2 separate regions of the Homo sapiens genome follow, and region 2 is linked to region 1. The links are chromatin loops, found by intact Hi-C in ENCODE. Cell type or tissue: ovary. All regions are shown on one strand. Links, peaks and the distances in the headings refer to the core of each region. The heading gives the core; the rest is flanking DNA. Region 1 has its middle 32 kb from the start of RGS2-AS1. Region 2 holds the start of LOC105371667 (a long non-coding RNA gene).

Region 1 (11,422 bases), core at 1,033-9,032:
TCAGCAAAGAATTTCTAAAGCATGTGTCTTGAGAGAGAGTGCCAGGCCAAAGCTATGTCTCCTTTTCTAACTTATCCTCAGAAGGCACATAGTATTGCTTCTGCTGCCTTATTTTATTAGAAGCAAGCCACTAAGGCCACTTGTATTGAAGGAGAGAATTTGACTCTACCTTTTTATGGAAGGTTTTAAAACCATTATGCTCTTCAAGCCTCACAATAACCTCTTTATTAATTAATATCATGGGCAAGTTATGTAAGCACTTTGGGGTGGAGAGAGCAGCTGTACAAAAAGAAAAAAGACTTTATCTCTGTTCTCAAGAAGATTACATTCTAGTTGGGGAAGACAGTAGTTTCCTAAGAAAAGATAACTAAGACTACCTTTGAAGTAAAAAGTTCCAGATGATAGAATGTGCTTCTAATGTAGAAGATCTGTGCTTTTTTAGTTCCAGTCCTATACCTACCATGTTGTGTGACAATGACCATGCCATTCAGTGTCTCTAGATTTCCATTTCTTTATCAGAGTATATGGAGGTGGGATAGAGTCTGTGTGGAGACTGGGGAACCCTCTGCTACTTCTTTGGTGCTCCTCGAAGCAGTAAATCTGGCATGGTATGGACTATGAAAGAGGATGAACTTGAATTTACTAATTTCTTAAAGTTGATCAAGTATGCCATATGTGCAAGGTATTCTGCTAAGTGCTGTAGGGAATGAAGAGTTAAATTAATTCATATGTACTTAATGAACTGGTGCATATATATATTATTATATATATATTATGTAGGTAGTATACAGTTGTCCTTTGGTAACTCTTGGAAACCAAAATCCTTAGATGCTCAAATCCCTCATATTAAATAGTACAGTATTTGCATATAACCTATGAACATCCTCCTGTACACTTTAAAACATCTCTAGATGACTTATAATACCTAATACAATGTAAATGCTATGCAAAACTGTATTGTTTAGGGGTAATGTCAAGAAAAAAATCCGCATGTGTACAGATGCAATTTCTTTTTTGAATGTTTTCCATTTGCATTTGGTTGAATTCATGCATGTGAAACCCAAGAATACAGAGAGCTAACTGTATATATATTCTTACAAATATACAGGTAGAAAAGTGTTTATTTCTTTGCTATATATATTATATAAAACAAATATAAAAGGGAATGTGAAGAATTCTATGTACATATAAAATATAAAACATTCACAAATCTAATATATATACATAATTTATGTATAAATTGTATATATATAATGTATGTATAAATTTAACAATTATATGTCAAATAATAATCTGCAATGACTTATATCCTTTGGAGTAATATATAGTTGCTACTATCATTACCTAGTTTGGACAAATTGCTTATCCTCACTAAACCTAAATAGCCACATGTGTAGAATAACAGTCTTGAACTATTTACTTTACAAAGTTCCTTCAAACTCTTAAAAAAGCATTGATTTACTAACTTTGCTTTTTTGTTTATAACTATTTGTGACTCAAACACATGTATTAAAACGTTCTGATTTCTTTCTCATTTATTGAGTGTCTATGGTGTAAATGCTTGAATACATTATGATCTTTAGATAAAATTTTCTATTGAATACTCTATGAAGCAAAAGAGAAAACCCTTCTATAAGAACAACTCTGTACTGCACTCAGATTTTTTAATATTCTGAAGTGCATCATACATGTATCTACAAAACAATAGTGGTTTGCCTTATGTGTTCCTGGGCATTATCAAAGTGTTTCATTGGTTAGAATTCTGATTTTGTCTATATCCTGGGCTTCTCTGTTCCTGCCCTTTTAAGGTCCTTCTCCGGCCAGTCACAGCACTTCTGGGCCCCAACCCAAAACCTCCTTGATGGGTAAACAGTATATTCCCATGTAAGAGGGATGAGACTAAATCTTAGCAGGCAGCATTCCCAGAAAAACTATCTATTAGGGTCAGGCAATCAGTACTTCAGGAAAATTACTGAATTACACTCAATTATAGAATGCTGCGTTCCTTACATCGTGGCCTAGGAGTCTGCCTAGATTTTTGAGGAGGAGGGTAAAGACCAATGTATGTGCTTTGCTTTCCTTAATCCTCAAACAATTTTGTATGATGAGTACCATGGGGTGCAAAAGGGCTAGGTAATTTGCCTGAGGCAAAAAATTTAGTAAGAGTGCAGTGGCAGGAAAAAAGGTTGAGTTCGGCATGGGCCCCACAGCGTCTCTGCAAAGGTGCCTGCCCCGGACTAGCAGCACCAGCAGCGCCAAGGTGTGTTTGGCAGGCAATTCAGTGGGGGTGTGTGTGTCCTGGTGTTGAGGTTGCAATACCCTTGGGAATCTGCAGCTCCTGGCAGGAGAAACCCAGGAGCTGTCATGCCCAAGGATAGCATGCACCCTGCAATTTAGTTCAGGAGCCTATGAAGGTCAGCACTGCCCCTTCATTATCCCTGTGCTTGAGGGATCATGACATTAAACAGTGAGTAAGAAATCACCATCACAGGTTGAGAGAGACCATGTGGATGAAAGGAAAAAATTGTACATTTCAGTACTTTTAAGGGTATGTTTTTCTTGCTTTTTAAACAAGGGGGTTTACATTTTCATTTTGCACTGGACTCTGCAAATTATGTAGCTGGTCCTGGTTATTATGCTTTAAACATCTTATCCACTTATAAATTCCAATCTCATATTCAACTCAACATGCTCTCCTTCCTCTTATGTAAGCTCCTTCAGGGTCAGGGGTGGAGAAAGGCAACATCACTTTAGTGAACATGGTGTTGAGGTAGGAGGTGGGACTTTACTCCTGACCAGATTGAAGACTGGCTGAAACAGGGACTTCTCCATAACATATGCCCCCCTAGTACCATGTCAGTTTACCATTGCCATGAAAACACCCAGAAGTTACCACCCCTTTCCATGGCAATGACCTGGAAATTACCTTTTTTCTATAAGTTCCTAAACAACCCACTTACCCCTTAATTTGCATGGAATTAAAAGTGCGTATAAAAATGACTGCATGACATCCCCAGACCTGCTACTCTGCCTAGAGGGTAGCCCTACTCTGCTGGAGCAGTCACAAAGCTGTAACGCTGTTGCCTCAATAAAACTGGTTTCTTCTACCACTGGCTAGCTCTTGAATTCTTTCCTGTGTGAAGCCAAGAACTTTCCTGGGCTAAGCCCCAGTTCTGGGCTCGACTGTCCCACATCAGTGGGATAGCCCCATGTCTGTGATGGTGAAGATGTTGTTTGGTTTCTGTTTTTCATCGTGGTTGCTCTAGCTGCTTGTCTACAGGCCTCTAGTTGGTAGTTTCAGGCACGATTCATCTGAAGCAGGCAGGAACAATTTGCTTGACCAGGGCTCCATTCCATCCTCTGTGGCCCCAACTCTGGAGACTGATGGCACAGACAAGTACTGTCTTGTGTACCTCCAGGGGAGGATTCAGTTCCTCTCTGCCATGCTAATTTTCTCCTATTCACTAGTACCACTGGGGTGGACTGGCCATTCTGGTGGCTCAGAGGATATCCAACTGGGTAACAAAGTACCATTATCACTGTCTCTCAGTTACCCAAAACTTCAGAAGCAAGTTTCCTTGAATTAAGCTCACATTTTTCGAGACAAAGCATTCATAAAAAGCTGTTAATAAAAGAAGACAGCCTCTCCTTATAAACACTGCCTTCCTCCTCCTCCCCAACATCCCTGTTTGGGGGCATAGAGTTCCCTCTTACATCTCTTATGGCTAAAGGATGTCAAAGCAGGTCATCCTCTCTTGTACCTGAGGGCAGAGCAGGGCTCTACCTGCAAAAACCAAGCCCTCTTTGAACTTGAATTGTGTATCTCTGCTTTCAACAAAACACCAACTCCTTGTCAATCCCTGCAATCATTTGGTAATCTCCTAGGCTAGGAAAAGATCTTAATAAGCAGTTCCTCACAAAATCCTGTATCATTTAACAAGTTAAATGCAGCAAATATACATGCCAACATGATTAATAAATATTTACTGAGTATGTGTCATGTGCATAATATTTAGGGAGATTCTGGGTAAGGCATAGTCCTTATCCTTGAGTACATTTAAAGGATTAAAGAGAAGGGACGTGAACATGAAGATAACAGGAAGAATGCATGATAATATATGAGAGGTGCTAAAAGAATAGCATAGGCAAGCAAGAGTTGTATAAAGTTGGAGAGAGGAGAGATTTCTGTGGCAGAGAGTCTTTCTGATGACATAGAGGATGGAGAACATGAGCACAGTAGTGTCTTGAAGGGTGAGTACCATTAGAGAAGCTGTAAGAAGGAAGAAGTGCTTTTTAGGGAGGGGAAATTATTGAACAAGAGTGGAGTTCAGATTGTCCGTTGTGTTTGAGAAATATTCCGCAATACACAGAATCTTTGCCCACCTTCTCCTTTAAGAGTTCTCAGTGCCTTCACACAGAGCTAGTCTTGCCCCCAGAGCTATCCTACTGTAGATGATCAGCAGGACACAGGGATCAGAGTTATTCATTCTAGATGGCTACCATGACAGTGGGACTCTGCAGGGCCCTCTGGGCTGGCCTTTGGCATTCCAAGGCCAGGACAGAAGGACAATTTGTCATGACCATCAGCAGTGAACTAGTGAGCCACCCACAGACACACATATGCTCGAAGATAGACATTAGTTCTCAGATACTGGACAATACAGATACTTGCTCAGGAAATAAAATCATTTCCTTGAGCCAAAAATATCTGTCTTAGATTGGGCTCCCTAGAAGGAGGGCCCGCGCCAGGGGCTGGAGTACCTGTGATTGAGGATAAGCTCTTCAGGAAAAACCTCTCAGAGACTGAGGGAGGTAGGGCAGGGGAGGCATGGAGCCAGGCAAGGATGTGAGCTCAGATGAAATCTGTCTCAGGCCTGATCCAGGAGATGGGGTGGGTGAGGGGGCTGGGCTCCAGAGCATAAAGTCACACTCCAGAGGGTGTCCTTCTTGAGGTATGATGGCTGTACTTTTGTAGCCAATGACAGTCATGGGCTGTGGGCTCTGGTAGAAGGATGGCAGAGACTAAGGTCCCGCACTCGACCCTACTGGGCAGAGGCTTGGAGTAGGGGAATAGGTGTGAGCTGCTGGCAGCCAATACTCCTAGCAGCTGGGCAATGGGTTTATAAGCTCAATGAAGTAGATGTGAGCAGAGCGAGGCTGGCACTCCATGTAACTACTTCAGTATCAGTACAGGGACTCACATTATTAAGCAGCTTGTTAAATCAAGTTTGGCCTGAAGCTGCCTCCTTACATATTTAAGTTCAGCCTGAAGGTTTTTCCATTCATTCTGAACTATAACAAGTGGTGGTATAAACTGACCATAGCCCACACCTATACCAATCACTGAGTTTTGGCCAATCAATGTAGTCAACTGTTCAGACCGTGTTCAAATAAGGCAAATGCTGATCCATAACAAATTCAGTTGTCTCTGTACCTCACTTCCGTTTTCTTACGTCACTTTCCTTTTGCTGTCCATAAATTTTCTTCCAGCACATGGCTGCACCATAGTCTCTCTGAATCTGCTGTGATTCTGGGGGCTGCCCGATTCACAAATCATTCATTGCTCAATTAAACTCTTTCAAATTTAATTCGGCTGAAGTTTTTCTTTTAACAAGCTCAAGGTCACTCTCCATCCTACTCCACTTCCCTGGGCCACCTCCCCAAAAAACCAGGGCCCATCACAAAGCCTTCTATTGGTAGCTATTCAAAGAGGCCAAAGCTGGCTCATACCTGTAATCCCAGCACTTTGGGAGGCTGAGGCGAGTGGGTCATGTGAGCTTGGGAGTTCAAGACCAGCCTGGGCAACACGGAGAAACTCCGTCTCTACAAAAAATACAAAAATTAGCAGGGCATGGTGGCTTGTGCCTATAGTCTCAGCTACTTAGGAGGCTGAGGTAGGAGGATCACCTAAGCCCCAGAGGTGGAGGCTGCAGTTGCCTGAGCTCACACTCCCGCCTGTGTGACAGAGAGGGGCACAGTCTCAAAAAAAAAAAAAAAGAAAAGAAAAAAGTCAAAACTTCAACATTTCTTTTCCTTGCTCTAGGCCAATGGCTCTTCTAGGCAAGGAAGGGTGTCCCCACCTCATTTTGTGTAAATCAAAACAAGGCAATTAACAGTTCTTCAGTACAAACAGCCCCCAAGGACCAGGAATTGGGACAATGTGTGTGTAGGTTTCCTCTTTTCCAGTTATACAAGGAAGTAACATTGGCCTTGAAGTTGCAATATCTATGATTTATAGTATTTCCAAAATTGATTCATTTTAGAGCATCAGACCAACACACTTCCTCATTAACTGGAAAAAAAAAAAACCAGGGAGACAAATCTACTTTAGACTCCAGATTTTCTTACTGTAATTGAACTACGAAGCTTTTAACATTAATTGTAAAAAGAAAGAGAATGATGCAGTTTTAAATTCATATGAATTCTTATGAGGACAAAGGAAATGGTGTCTTTGGGGAAGTAGGTGGCAGTGAAGTGGGGTAGGGAGAATGACAGGAATGAATTGTTCCGTATCAAAGAAAAAAATTAAAATACTTTTCTTGAAATTGACTTGATATTTCCAAAGTAATCAATTTTTAGAATTGTATACACACAGACATACAAAATGGGATCACAAGGTGCAAATAGTTCTGTAACCTTTTTAAAAATACTAATGAATGTTTTCATCTATTTTAAACATTTTTTTCTCAAAACACGTCTTTAAATGGATAGTCTTCCATTTTATGAATGTGTCACAATGTATTTAATTCATCATCTAGTGAACATTTCATTTATTTGCAGGGCAGTGACATTTTCATTTTAATTATGCACAGTACTAAACAAAGTATCCTGAATAAATAGACTGGATTCATATTGTTTGGTTATAGGATTGTCATTGCCATTGAATAAAATTTGCAAAAGTACGTTTACATTTCAGAAGAATAAAATTTAGTAAGTGGTTGTGTTCTTGACGAAATGCCTCCTGTGACAGAGACCAGTGCTATTTAAAAGTAAAATTTTATTTTAGAATTATCCAACAGACATGTGCTTCCACAAGCAGAATTTTCCATTCCACAGCTTTTGAGTCTAAGGAAATTGGTATAATCCTTATTTCCACAGTAAAATTAAAATAATGCCACAATAAAATCATTATACTAAGCTCTGAGTGACTCCAAGAAAATGATTTTTAATTACAGAAAACACACAAATAATGTTTAATCACTAGCTTTCTTTGTAAATCATTCATTACTAAGAAAATTGGGAAAACATCACTTGATCTGAAAGTCAATACAAGCCACACCATTGTTCAGGTTCTTAGATGTTCTAGAAACTGAGATGTGCCCCCAGCTCTGATGTTCCAGTTGGTATGTCTTGCCAGTTCTTGCCTGTAAATAGAGTAGGGTGCCGCTGTATGATCTCTATTTCCTTCTGTCCCAAGAACAGAAATTCTAATTACGAAAGGATGCAGAAATGCACATGGAGACAGGTCCAGGGCCAAGGGTACTGGATTTCTATGATGTTGAGCTCTTCAGAAAACACACACACTCACAGTTAATTTAAAACAAAATATTAGAAGACTGATCCCAAACTCAGCTAAATCATTAACTAGCTGCCTTAGATTTCACCTTTGTGTGTCAGTTTCTGCATTTATAAAATGAGGAATTAAACTAGAACAGATGTTGACTCATAGATGTTTAGTACTTGAAGATACCTTGTTGAACCAATCCAATCCCTTCCTTTTCCAAATAGGAAACTTCATGCTATAGAGATTAAGTGACTTGGCTGGAGTTGAACAGAGGAAAGGGCAAAGCTTAAATTCATGCCCAGATCATTTAATATCCAAGTCCAGCATTCTTTTTCCTGACCACGGAACTCTACATCTATTTTGCTCTGAAATTTATGAATTTAAGATGATCCAAATGAGGGTTTATTTATACTATGAACGTTAATGACTAGACACCTATAAATTTGTCATGTTTTTTAGGTTGCTCAAAATTGGCAATTAACTAGCCAGATCTGAGTGCTCTTTAAATAGGAGAACATTGTTTTGGTCTTCATCCTTTGAGAACAAATTTAAGCCATGATTTATCTTTCTTGAGTCCATATCTGCCTGCTTTCAGACTCAATCCTGTGGCTAAAAGCATAGCCAAAAATAGTAACAGAAAAATAGATACAAACAAATGGTAAGGCAGCAAATGATGGTAGAGCAGCCTGTGCTGTTTATTAGATTCCAATCTTAAAATAGGAGCAGGGATAATCTGTGGACACAGTCTTATTTTGAAATAAAATACATCATTTCAAACATCAGCTGTCCTTGGGACTAACGTTAATTCAACTTTGCAAGAAATTACTTTGTAGATGACATAGTGGATCAACAGATTTGCCTACAACTGAGAGCCATGTTAGGATAATTTTGGCTCCTTCTCTGGGAGTGGAAGGCCTCAAGCAAGTCTTAACGTGCAGACAGTGGTAGAGGCTTCTTCAGAGGCAGCAAAGTGGGTGGTGGGGGAGGATTCTCTGATTTCAGTCATCTTCTCTGATGTAGATGTTGTTGGGTGGATGAGGTGTTTTTAGCAGCTAGAATCAACAGTTCAAGGGGGTGGGGACCTGAGAAATATGCAGCAAACTGAGAACTGCAAGCTCCTTGGTCATGCAGAATTCACAAGGAGGAGTTGGGCCCAGCGCCAGTGGGTGGAGCTTTCTTTTCTGCCTGTTTATCACGCACAGGTGAATTTCTTTCTTTCTTGTTTTTTTTTTGGAATATATATTTAAATTTTTAAAAATTTATTTTTAGTTGAAAAATAATAATTGTGTATATTTGTGGGGTACAACTGAATGTTTTGATCTATGTATGCATCATAGAAAGATTTGATCCAGCTAATCAACGTATACATCACCTCACCAACACCATTTTTTTGTGTGTGTGGTGAGAACATTAAAAGTCGATTCTTTCAACAATTTTGAAATATACAATATTATTAAGTGTGGTTATCTCTAATAGAGTTCAGGGCAAGTTTATTTGAGAAATGAGAAAGTGAAATTATCCCATTCCCCATTCACTGATTAAGCTTGAGTGTGAATTTTCCTCCCACTCAAGGGCACAAAACGTTAGTTAAACAGACCATTACTCAATCTGCTAGAAAATTCCTAGAGAAATTGACTCCTCCTCGGTTTCCTATAAATTATGATGCTATGTCAACATGCCATAGAGAAGAACTCAGTAAACTTTTCTATAAAGGCCCAGATAGTATTTTCAACTTATCTGGCCATATAATGTTGAAACTACACAACTCTGCCGTTGCAGAGTGAAAGTAACCACAGACAATATGTAAACAAATGAGTGTGGCTGCATTTCAATAACATTTTATTTACAAAAAGAGGGGATATTTTATTTGCAACCCCTGCCAGAAAACATAAACCTATTCCATATCTGTTTTAAATATAGGTGGTGCCATTTTCTTGCAGTTACACAGACAGAAATCTTGGGATAAACTTCTATCTTCTTTTCTCCTTTATTTTCTACATTTAATCAATAATCAATACTGTGGATTCCACCTTCTCAATGTCTTTTCTGTCATCTGCTCAGTGGGGCCTTTTTGGACCAAACTATCTGAAACAGATTCAACTCATTTACTGTCCATCTCATCATGCTGTGTGTCTCCTTAAAAGCTCAGGTTATGACCTAAAGTTACCTCATTTATTTGTTCACTTGTTTATTATTTGTCCTCCCATAACTCCTTGAGGGCAAGGACTCTGCCTCTCTTCTTCACTGCTGTAGAATGCTACTTGGCACAAGACACAGGGCAGGTACTCGGTTAATACTTGCTGAAAGAGAAAGGACCCCAAACCAGTCCTCCTTCTTGTAAATTCTCATATTCTCCAGTACACCCTTCACATGAATTCTACAGTTATTACTTCAAGCAAGGCTCAGTAGTGAAAAGATGGAATATTAAAAATAGGATAAATCAAAGAGGGTTTCGTAAAGGGGCCACTTATACAGTGTGTGCAGGTGAGCAAAAGGAAAAGGAATATAGTGAGGCTGTTACCCATCCTTAGGCATGAAGTGGAAAGTGAGTTGTCAAAATGTGTCAGGAATTGGTGGGTTCTTGGTCTCGCTGACTTCAAGAATGAAGCCGCAGACCCTCGCGGTGAGTGTTACAGTTCTTAAAGATGGTGTGTCAGGAGTTTGTTCCTTCTGATATTCGGATGTGTCCGGAGTTTCTTCCTTCCAGTGGGTTCGTGGTCTTGCTGACTTCAGGAGTGAAGCGGCAGACCCTTGCAATGAATGTTAAGGCTCTTAAAGGCAGCGTGTCGGGAGTTGTTCGTTCCTCCCGGTGGGTTCGCTGGCTTTAAGAGTGAAGCTGCATACCTTTGCAGTGAGTGTTACAGCTCTTAAAGGTGGAGCGTCTGCAGTTGTTCATTCCTCCCAGTGGGTTCGTGGTCTTGCTGGCTTCAGGAGTAAAGCTGCAGACCTTCGTGGTGAGTGTTACAGCTCATAAAGGTAGTGTGGACCCAAAGAGTGAGCAGCAGCAAGATTTATTGCAAAGAGTGAAAGAGCAAAGCTTCCACAGCGTGGAAGGGGACCCCAGTGGGTTGCCGCTGCTGGTTCGGGTGGCCTGCTTTTATTCCCTTATTTGGTCCCACCCACATCCTGCTAGTTGGTCCATTTTACAGAGTGCTGATTGGTCTGTTTTACAGAGTGCTGATTGGTGCATTTACAATCCTTTAGCTAGACACAGAGTGCTGATTGGTGCATTTATAATCCTTTAGCTAGACAGAAAAGTTCTCCAAGTCCCCACCAGACCCAGAAGCCCAGCTGGCTTCACCTCTCAAAAAGAACCTGAGAAGAGAGCGTCTTGTGGAGAGACCCTCTGTTATAGGAACTGTATAACTTGAATGTGGGACGCAGCCTGCCAGAGGGAACTTCCAGGTGGGAGCGGGGGAGTAATTGGCCTCACCTCATTCTCATCACTCCCTCAGACCTCCTGCTGGGACTCTACAGGAACTCAACTGCAGACTAGGAGGCAAAGGAGCCGACGGATGTATTCCACACTGAACAGCATCCTGGGATCCAGAGGGGTAAACAAGACGTCTGGTACCATCACTCCTGGCCCCTCAGCATCTACTTTTCGTTGCAGGAAAAGTTTGTGTCTCCATCACAGGGGACACATGAAGTTCCATCAGCTACCAAATCATAACAGGGTAACATCAGTTGAGTAGCAGCTGTGCCTGAAATGAAAACATTAATGATCACTGAGTTCTCCACGTAAGGTAGCAGAGGAAAAAAGGAAAAACAAATAACACCAACAGTAGCTGATACTATCCCCAAATCTGTAGCTGGACACAGAGCATAATTTGGTAAGCAGAATTCCTTTTTCTACCATACATCCTATCTCTATGTTCTCCTTTCCCTTTGCCAGCACTATGGTTGGACAGGGATTCT
Region 2 (11,422 bases), core at 1,459-9,458, 67 kb after region 1:
TCCACCCTATGAATGACAACTTTGACTACTTAGAGCAACCATAACTGTAAAATGTGTATGGAGGAAAGCTATGAGTTAGTAATATTTCATGCAAGCTACAAATTCCACATTAATAATATTATCTTAGGGTCAAGACATATAGAAGTCAATTTTAACATCCTAGTTAATAGCTCCATAGGTTTATAATCTTTCTTATTTCTTTAACAATAAAAGATTATTTAAGTTTAAAGTTTAAAATTATTGGCCAGGAGTGGTGGCTCACGCCTGTAATCCCAGCACTTTGGGAGGCCAAGGCGGGTGGATCACGTGGGGTCAGGAGTTCGAGACCAGCCAGACCAATGTGGTGAAATCCCGTCTCTACTAAAAATACAAAAATTAGCCAGGTGTGGTGGTATGCACCTGTAGTCCTAGCTACTGGAGAGGCTGAGACAGGAGAACTGCTTGAACCTGGGAGGCAGAGGGTGCAGTGAGCCAAGATAGTGCCATAGCACTCCAGCCTGGGCCACAGAGCAACACTCTGTCTCAAAAAAAAAAAAAAAAAAAAAAAAATCTTCAACATTTTCCATGATCTTGAAAAATAGTTTGACATTATGTATGCATTAAATTATAGATTTAGGCTGGTTGCGGTTGCTCATGCCTGTAATCCCAGCACTTTGGGAGGCTGAGGCAGGTGGATCACTTGAGCTTGGGAGTTAGAAACCATCCTGGCCAACATGGTGAAACCCCGTCTCTACTAAAATACAAAAATTAGCCGGGCGTGGTGGCGCACGCCTGTAATCCCAGCTACTGGGGAGGTTGAGGTGGGAGAATCGCTTGAACCCGGGAGGCGGAGGTTGCAGTGAGCCCAGATGGCACCACTGCACTGCAGCCTGGGTGACAGAGTGAGACTCCATCTAAAAAAAAAAAAAAATTATAGATTTAATTGTAATTGTATTCATTTACACTTCCAAAAAGACAATTTGATTCAATAGATTAACTACTAAATCACACCAGAATTATAACAACATGTTATATTATGACACTTTCTACTGGAGATCCCCATTAATCATTAGTTCAGAGCCTCCTTACCCTAAACTGGACTATTAAGAAAAGACAACATTGAACCATAAGCCATTTAGATACAACTTATACCACAATAAGAAACCTAGGTGGTTTGCTTGGGACTTACCTTACCCTCTCCTTAGGTGTTTTTTTTTTTTCCTCTTCCACTTTTTTGATCAGACCTTTCTGATCATTTCACTGTTTCTAGTCAGTCTTCTGTGATTCTCTTCTCTAATGTCCTTGTTTTCTCTTCTCTTTCCTAAGCAAGTTGTTTGCTTAAGGTAACAAGTCACCAGCTTCCATTTGTACCATCTTTTCTATCAATGTTAACCCACCATATAAACATCCTCCCTCCTCAAACAACTACTCTTGCTTTGTAATTTACTCTTCAGTCTCTGTAAACATTTGAGGATAAAAGTGTGCCAGTGGTCTAACAAGATTCTGACTAAAGCAGAGAAGGCCAGGTAGTATCTTGACTAGCTGCTATGGAACTTGGCCTTTCCTTTGAAGGCCCACGACATACTCTAGTTGATGTCCATGTCTAAAAGGGTCTTGAGAGACTAAGTAGCAATAGCTAAAATCCAAACAAAACTTAAGTAGATATCAAAATACCAATTTAATAATTTACTGTAAGAAAACAGCAGGAGAAGGGAGAAGCTAACAACCTTCATAGTCAGCTCATGTTCTTCGTGTAGTTATCTATACAGGAATCATAATTAGAAATTTCCTTTGGTGAGATTAAAGCCAAAATAAAAATAATTTCCATCAATTTATGAAGGGTATCTCTGTCATATAGAATAAGAGGCATCAATCTAGCTTAGGTAATGTAAATGGGTAAATTCAACCCGGAGGGGAATTTGGAAACTGGAGAAGTCAGGCCTCTTTGAGGTTCTCTCAGTCACTCTGATCCAAAGCATTATTGCCCCAGTTTTGCCAGAGCACTGACTTTTCAATAAAAGTCGGAAATCTGAATTTCAAAAAAATCACTGCGTTATGGCTAAATCTGTTTCAAATTTGAGCATTGAAATAAATAATGATAGCAAAATTATAATCCATTGTATTTATATGTATGAATTATGATCAATAGAATGAATTGATACTGATATGTAAGTAAATAAAATCAAAGGAGAGGAGGGAAAGGTTTTCCTTATAGTAGAAAGCTGACAACAAATGACAGTGGAATGGGGGAAATGACCATTTGGCAGCCATGATAATAGTGATTAACTCAGGCAGAAATCACTGATAAATGCTACCATTAATGTGTAAAAGTTTGAGAAATAATAGGATAGTTCCATATTATCAAATTAGCTCCCCATCAAATTTGTATTAATTACAAAGGAGAAAATAGTAATTTTACAGTGGAGAAACCTGGCAGAAAATACCTTAACACAGTGATTAAAGTTGACATCACCAATAATAGGGCAAATCAACATGAGTAGCTCCTGATATGATGCACTAGAAAGATAGGAACATCACTCTGCGATATTCTTCAAAACATGCTTAAAGGTAACCTAATCACAAACATCTGACAAATCCAAATTGTGGGTCATTCATAAAACAAGTGATGTGTATGATTTAAATGTCACTGCCATGAAGGACTGAGGAACAGTTTCAGATAAAAGGAAGCTAAAGAGACATGACAATGGAATCAATGCTTGAGCTGGGATTTGTGTTATTATTATAAAGGACATTAATGGGACATTAGTGAAATCTGAATAAAGTCTGTGGAAAAAAGGTGACAGTATTGAACCAATGTTAATTTTTTGATTTTGATAATTGTGACATGGCTAGATAAGAAATATACTCTGAAGTATTTAGAAGTAAAAGGGCATTACGTCTCAACTTACGATCAAATAGTTAAACAAAATTATACACATATACTGAGAAAGAAAGATGATAAAGCAAATGTAAAATATTAACATTAACATTTGGGTTAAGAGTAAACAGGAATTCTTTGTACTATTCTTGCAGCTTTTCTGTCAGTTGGAAATTTTATCAAAATGTAACTGTGAAAACAGTCACTAGTGTGAATCAATGCTCTCTACAAAGAACTTACACCCAGAAATGGAACTCTTGAAGTCCTTTGGGTCAATCTCTGGAGTTACAGTGTGACAGAATGCATGAGGATCAGGTAGCTGTATTATTCCTTTTCTTTTTGTTCTCTTCCTTAGATATCTTAATATGGTTGTCAATGCCACAGGTTTAAATACTGAGAGATCCCAACCAGAGCTGCACTCTGATTCAAGGACAATTTCAGCTTCCTATTTACAAGTCATTGCCCAGGACAGTGCCTGATATTTTTAGGAACAACTTCCACCTCTCAGAGTTATTTTCAGTTTAATTTTTTTCAGGAGGCAGTCCTGAATTTCAAGTTTTAGGGTATAACTTCCAAATATTGATAATATCTTTACCCTCTCTTCTCCTAGGTGGACTAAATCCATGGCAGCCACAGCCCTAACTAAATTGCTTTATTATTTAAAATTTTGAGTTCCCTATGGGCTAATAATCCTTACTGATTACTGGATTTCTTTGTCCCTGGCCTAGCCTTGGGCATACACAGGACTTCCCCTTCAATAGCATTTATTATAGTCATGTTAGTAATTACATATTACCTGAAAGCAAATGCTTTCAGTGAACACGTTAATGTACCATTCAGCAAGTGCCCTTGAATTATAACAAGGATTTCCATTTTAATAAGGCTTGACTAAAGTGCAGCAGTCTCTGCAAATTATCTAAAGTGGTACAGTACCTGCACTAGAAATTCAGTCATGCCTATGTTAGGGATCAACAGAGGCAAGCTTATTTCCACCCTCATTTCTCTTCCTTAAAAGGAAATAATTACTGGATAATCCACTTTAATAGCAGAGGAAGCAGCAAATTGATTTTTTGACAGGATTACTGAGGAGAATGATGAGGAGTGGGTGGAATTGACTGAGCAAAATGAGAGATGAATGATAATGGCCAAGGATAAGCCAGGATCCTGATAGTGAATGTTGGGCATAAGCTAAAATAACCAAAATACTGTTTTTGAAGTTGTCTGGAGGGAGGAAAACCACATGTAGATGGATTTTCAAACAATTAAATTTAAGACTTTTCTGTGATCGTCATAGAAACCATTCTGTAAAACAAAATGTGGCATATGTCAAATACTACCATGTGGAATATGGGATTTTAGCCTGAAGATTCGGATGGGAAGAATGCTACTTCTTGACAGAGAAAGATTAGAAAATATAGGTGGCAAAGAGAAGGAAAGAGAGTAGGCGGAAGAGAAAGGCTTTGATCTTGCTTTAGTAAAGACTGGGAGGACCAGTCAGGAATAAGGTGGAGAAATAAGAGGGGAAGTTAGGTGGAGGGAGGCTGGAAAGGAGAAAAGCGTTGTAACAACTGGCATTTCAGATAAATGGTTCTCTGAAACCGTTTCTAAATTTGACAGGAGCAACATTCACTGACAGCTTAAAGTCCAGTAAGGGTAAATATTTCAAATATTTCAACCAAGTGGGACAGGTTCTTCTCCCACAAATGGTGGGGAAGGAATCTGCCTGCTTGCCCTTTTTCTCAGAATAAAGAAAGCTATCTTCTTTCTGTTCTTTCCTGAAGTATCTGAGCAGTGACCCTGTTGAGAGGGAGGAACAAGCAGAAATGTCTCTAGCCAGGCTGAGGCAGAGTTATGGCCATTTTTGCTCTCAGAAAATAATGAGTTTCTGCAGAGACTGCTCAGCAGCTGAGAACAGTTGTGTTTTGTTTTGTTTGAGATGGAGTCTCATTCTGTCATCCAGGCTGGAGTGCAGTGGCGTGATCTTGGCTCATTGCAACCACCTCTTCCCAGGTTCAAGCGATTCTCCTGCCTCAGCCTCCTGAGTAGCTGAGATTACAGGCAGGCGCCACCACGCCCTGCTAATTTTCGCATTTTTACTAGATATGGGGTTTCGCCATGTTGGCCAGGCTGAGAAAATTGTTTTTAAGGCTGTTTTGTCAATTCAGTGGCCATGATGCTTTGTTGTAGAGAGACCTGGCTTCAGACTCTGGCTTTGTTTTTATCAGCAAATTTCTTTGTCTTCCTTCCCATTATCAAATTTACAAACCAATGCACATGTGCACCTGTTTTCTACTTCTTTGCCTTACAATACAGAGGCAGTGTTCCTCTTGTGTTAATGGCTATTCTCTGCATTTGAGTTACAGACCCTATTTTCTCTCGCTTTCTCTAGGAATGCACAGTGTTCTTTCAATATTTTCTACGACAGACACTGCTCCTCTCTACTGGGTCTTTTCTATTAGCATGAAGACAGGCCTTAATATCTCCTATGTTGAAAAAGACCTCACTTGCAAACACGTCTCTCCTCGTTTCTCAGCTCCCTTTCATAATCACATCCTTCCTCTCCCCACCTCTCATGTACTCTTCCACCCCCTCCAATCCATATTCTACTATTACTTTTGACAGGATTGCTGAGGAGAATGATGAGGAGTGGGTGGAACTGAAAGGGCAAAATGAGAGATGAGTGATAATGGCCAAGGATTAGCCAGTATCCTGATAGTGAATGTTGGGCATAAGCTAAAATAACCAAAATACTGTTTTTGAAATTATCTGGAGGGAGGAAAACCATATTTAGAAGAATTTTCTCCAATCCATATTCTACTATTACTTCCTAAAGAACTTTTTCGTGTTTGTTAGTGAGTTCTATGTAGCCAAATCCAATAGATGCTCTCTGTCTTTTTTCTCTAAATTCTTGTCAGCATTTGCATCTAGTTGGAATTTTTCTGTACTTGACACATTTTGCAATTCCTTTCCTTCTCTCTCTCTCTTTCTTTCCTTTTTTTTGTTAACATGATTTTTGCCTCTCTATACAATGCAAATGGAAAGGATGACCTTGTGTAGAAGGCAGGGAATGTGCAAGTAACAGAGTGGAACCACATAGCCAGAGTTTGAATCATCGATGTGTTCCCCTTGGTGTTTTTAACTTTTCTTTCTTTCTCTTTTTTTGTTTTTTCTGAGATGAAGTTTCACTCTTGTTGTCCAGGCTGGAGTGCAATGGCACGATCTTGGGTTACTGCAACCTCCGCCTCCCAGGTTCAAGCAATTCTCCTGCCTCAGCCACCCAAGTAGCTGGGATTATAGGCATGCACAACCATGCCCAGCTAATTTTTTGTATTTTTAGTAGAGACAGGGTTTCACCATGTTGGCCAGGCTGGTCTTGAACTCCTGACCTCAGGTGATCCACCCACCTCAGCCTCTCAAAGTGCTGAGATTACAAGTGTGAGCCACCGCGCCCAGCTATTTAACTTTTCTAAACCTCAGTTTTCTAATCTTTAAAACGATAAAACAAACCTCCTAGAGTTGGTGTGAGAAGTATATGAGACTATAAATACAGAGTTATTTGGACTATAAATACAGAGTTATTTGTATAAGGTTTGGTACATAATGAACATTCCACAACTCTTACCTAATAATTTTGCTGTTCACTTTTTATTCCCCAACAGCCAATCCAATGCTTGGAACCCAGTAGGCTCTTATTAATTATTTGTTCAATGATTAAATAAAGGAATAAGTTGTAGACTCAATTTAATTCATACAGTTGTTTTGAGGACAAGTCAAAGCATATATAAAGTGATTAAGACAGTGCCTGGTACACTGGGAGTGCTCAATAAAACCATATTATCATTAGTACTCAGAAAGGCTGCTGATCCAATCAATTAATATGATTAAGAACTATTCTCAGGGCTCTTATTTAAAGCAATCATCATTTTAAATTGTCCACGGGGCCCCAACCCCTCATAATAAAGGACATAAGCTCCTGCAATTGTCTGCCTTTTTTTCATTTTCCTTCCTCTCACTTTCCTGGATCCCCACCAAGAAATAAATTGGCTGAAACAATTTTTATTTTATTTTAGCAATCCTTGCCTTGAATCCTATCTCTCTCCAATTACCATCACATTTCTCTTCTTTTTATTACAATAAAACTATTTAAAGGAGTTGTCCATAATCTCTGTCTCTGGTTTTTCCTCTCTAATTCTCCCTTAAGCTATTCCAATCATACTAGCTTCATATCTCTCCACAGAAACTTCCTTTGTCAAGGTGGTAAATGACTTTACACAATTGTCAAATCAAATGTTAAATTCTGGATCCTTAATGTACCTGACAGATCAGCAGCATTGACAGTTACTTCCTCTTTTTTTTTTTTTTTTTTTGGTAAGTTTTTTACTTGGTTTTCAGGACACTGTTCCATTCATTCCTGATTATTCTTGTGCGTAACTTCTGCCTACTTTTTCTTAGTTTCGCCTTTGCTGGTTCCTCCTCATGTTTCCAACTTCTAAATTTTGTCTCAGTATTAGACTCTCACCTTCTTTATTTTAGTTTCTACATAACTTCAACCAATGCCGTAGCTTTAAATATCCTCTAAAAGCTGACGATTCCCAAGTTTATACTTTCACCTTCAACCTCTCTGCAACTCCATACATACAACTGGCTACTTGGTTTTTTCATTTGGGTATCTATTAGGCATCTCAAATGTAACATGTTCAAATCCATAGTCTTGATCCCAGCTTCCTCTTGCTCCCCCAGTTTTACCTCCTCCCCAGTTTTCCCATCTTGGTATGATGACTCCATCGTTTTTCAGTTGCTTGAACCAAAAACCTTATGCTCATCTTTGATTATTCTATGTGCCTTAGGCCATAAACAAATCTTTCAGGTCTATCTGGAAAAATAGATCATGAATACAACTACTTCTTATCACCTCAAGGGCACTTTCCTTTCTCTGAGCCAGGATCACCTCTGAATGTGATTACTGCAGTAGCTGTCTCTTTAGTCTCCCGGCTTCCCCTTCCTATCTTCCATACAGCTACCAGAATAATCCTTTTAAAATGCCACCTCATTACTCTCCTCAAAACCATCAAATCAGTTTCCATTGAGAGCAAAAGCTAAATAACTTACAAGGCCTGAATGTTCTATAGAATCTTTCTGCCCTTCTCTGGCCCCAGCACCTTTATGAACCTATTCTCCCACCCCTTTCCCTTGCTTGACTCCAATCACAACAGCCAGCTTCCTATATATATAGAACAGTCTAAGGGTAGCCCTGCTCCAGGGGTTTGGCATTGTTGTTCCCTGCCTGGATCTTTTTTTCGCCAGATATATTTACATGGCTCATTCCTCACCTTCTTCAAGTCTCCAGTGTCTCCTTTCTGAGAGGCCTTCTTTAACCATCCAGTATGAAATTGTACTCCCCCCATCACCATCATTATCATCCTTAACCTGTTTATTTTTCTTCATTTTACCCATCACCCACTGACACATGATATATTTGTTTACGGTCACTAGTAAATTCCATGAGAATAGGGACTGTATTCTATTCACCTCTTTACTCCTTGACCCTAGAATGGTAGGCATTAAAAATATTTGCCAAATCAGTAAATGGATTAGTAAATATTTTGATGTTCTACTGACTTCTAAGTTTTTCTACTTAGGTTAAGCTTTTGCTTATTAACAGTAACCTGATAGAAATGACAAATGCTCCCTTTGGTAGAGTGATTTGTATTATAGATAGAAAAATGTTGAATTTTTTGATGTCTCTCAAATTCCCCTAAGTAGGTGACTGTTCCTTTCTTCTATGCATATAACTAGCTCTACCTACTTCCAAAATCCAACTTTATTTATGGTAGATTTTGTTTCAACTTTAAATCACTCTACACATTGCAATGCATTTATATTATTATGGGATGACTCATTACAGGACTTTAAATATTCCCAGGCCCTCCTTTCTCGGCTCCTCCCTGTCACCTACTAATTGACTATTTAAAATGGGCATGGGGAAGAAAATCTTGTTTGAAGGCAGGACTTACTGTGATTCAGAGGTGATAAATGTGCCTTTTGGCTTTTTGTTCTCCCAGAGACACAGTGTAGCTTGTTTAATCTCCTGCTTCGTCAGTGACCAAGTGCAATCTGGTTTCCATTTGAAGCTAGTTGTGCTTCTGATGTGATGATTAGCATATCCATTGAGGGGTCACAGCATCCTCCTAGGAACAGAACAACACTATAAAATATAAAACCTCCCTAGTGACTTTCATTCCAAAGCCGGGCCTATATATGAAAGTTATTTGTACAATTGTGATGATGATCAACAACGATAAAACCAACTTAAATTTCAAACATTTCTTCCTTTTTCTTTATTTTTCCTTTTTATGAACCAGCTGTCTGGACATGAAGTGCCATGTTTGCCCTCAGTTTTTCATGTATATTGCATATTAGATTAAGCCTAAACTCCCACCAAAACCTTATTTAAAAGTTTCAGTATTTTGTGATGTATCAATAATAATAATTTAAAATTTAAAACATGTCTTCCACAGGAAACTTGAAAGTGTTTTTGCTTCTCTTCTTCCAGGAAAATCTTATAATTGAGAGCTAGTGAATACATGCCCTAACACTTTCTAAATGTGTTAGAAATGTTTGGTAGCAACTTAGATGCTACTGCTGATAATAATTACAAACATCATAATTACGACATTTATTTAGTACAACTTGTGTCCACATAGTCATGTGGTGAGCTAATTAGTATGTGAGCATCTTTGTGAATGCCAACTTAACTACCAGATTGCCTTTAAAAATTGGCCAGTTGCGGTGGCTCATGCCTGTAATCCCAGAACTTTGGGAGGCCAAGGTGGGAGGATCACCTGAGGTCAGGAGTTCAAGACCAGCCTGGCCAACATAGTGAAACCCCATCTCTACTAAAAATATAAAAACTAGCCAGGTGTGGTGGTGTGCACCTGTAATCCAGCTACTCAGGAGGCTGAGGAGGAGAATCATTTGAACCCGGGAGACAGAGGCTGCAGTGAGCCAAGATCGCGCCACTGCACTCCGCCACTGCACTCCAGCCTGGGCAACAGAGCAAGACTCCGTCTCAAAATAATAAATAAATAAATAAATAAATCCATAAGAGGTGATACTTCTAATAAAACAAATATAGAGTAGGGTTAACTTTCCTATTCATAAGAGGTCTCTTTACCATCAGCCTTTCCCCCATCTTGATCATCTAGTGTAGGTAGATAAATCTTCTTAAGACATTGTTTACTCATGCTGTGTCACTATTAAAAGCCTTTAATTGTTTTGCATTTCCAATAGATGCTAACTCAATTTTACACACACACACACACACACTGGGTGCCTACTCACTATTTTCTTATAAGAAAAGGCAGTAGGCTAAGCTAGCAGGAAACTACAAGAATAAAAAAGATACAGCTCCTGTCCTCAAATACAGTTTTACAAGGTTGGATAAGGGCAGAATTTGACATCTTTACACTCAATGCCTTTTAAAATCTTACCCTAACCTACTTTTCTAACTTTATCTTCCACTGAATCTTAAATAAATTCTCCACTTAAGACTAAATGTCTACTTATTCTCCCCAATTTGTGCATCCTTGATTCTTACCCAGTTCATATTTTTTCTAACCTATTTTCTCACTTTTTTTCCTGTAATTCCTGCTCAAATTATACCTTGTTCCCTCATCCTAGTCTACACGGATTTCCCCCTTTACTTCGACATCATACACTGCTTTGCTAGTGAAGTTTTTATGCATGTATCTTATCTTCCCAAGTTGACTGTGACCTTCCTAAGGACAGAACTGTGTCTCGTTTATTTTTATATGCCTCACACTGATCCCAGACCATGCTACCTTTGAGGGATTACTTTTCAGATGGTTTGCTCATCACTAACCACATTGTAAAGTGGTACCTTCTGGACCGAACTTCATGATGCAGATAATCTACTCTACAGGCTGAAGACTTTTATTATCCTTACACTTCTCCAATTTCTGGTATATATATAACATATTCTAAAAGTGGTTTGTTCATATTTATTGGTAATATTTACTTTTTACAAAAAGTAAACTTAAGGCTTTTAAAAGCTAATTACTTGGTTTGTATCCTTGCTTCTTAACAGCTATTAGGGCATGTGAATTGTGGCATTTATTATTAAAAAAATGAGCCAGCATTTATAATTTCTGGTAGTGACTGATAATAAGGGGACAAGTTAAAATATGCAACTCTAACAATAAATAAAAATAGTTGGAAAGAAGTTGGGGGATGAGAGAAATTCTTGTCAGTGTGAAGCTTTGTCAGTGTTAAAAGTTGACCACTTTTTTTGATATTCAATAGTTTATGATTTTTTTTCTCTAGCTACACTTTTATCACATTAAAAGAAACCCCTACTTTGCTCTTTAATTCCGCAGGAAAATTTGTTTGAAAATCTTTCAGATGTCAAGATTTGATATAGAAATACATTAATTGCTGTTGTTTCAATTGGGCATTGTGTTACAATAGAAGTTATTCTGTTTTAAAGAGTTGAGTCTGATCCTCCTCTAAACTATGCATTATTGGCAAATGAAACAAAATAAATAA

The links. A loop is a pair of places that touch in the nucleus more often than their neighbours do. Peaks named below come from ENCODE experiments on the same cell type or tissue, not always from the same donor. Only the 100,000 strongest peaks of a DNase experiment are listed, where the experiment ranks them.
Region 2: a loop joins it to region 1, with 9 times the contacts of the local background. A loop is called at or near these places in 2 of 110 quality-filtered maps.

What each region holds. Positions count from the first base shown.
Region 1 is chr1:192,911,019-192,922,440 of GRCh38, reverse strand. No RefSeq gene overlaps it. Among named protein-coding and RNA genes, the nearest start is that of RGS2-AS1, 32 kb to the left of the region's middle. In ovary, for the core only: no CTCF peak of the experiment used is centred there; a DNase peak (open chromatin) is centred at 8,653; H3K27ac peaks cover 410 bases; H3K27me3 peaks cover 256 bases.
Region 2 is chr1:192,844,624-192,856,045 of GRCh38, reverse strand. LOC105371668 (a long non-coding RNA gene) reads right to left here. Exons shown (of 3, transcript XR_922387.3): 2 at 8,872-9,045. LOC105371667 (a long non-coding RNA gene) reads left to right here and starts at 3,020. Exons shown (of 3, transcript XR_922386.2): 1 at 3,020-3,172. In ovary, for the core only: no CTCF peak of the experiment used is centred there; no DNase peak of the experiment used is centred there.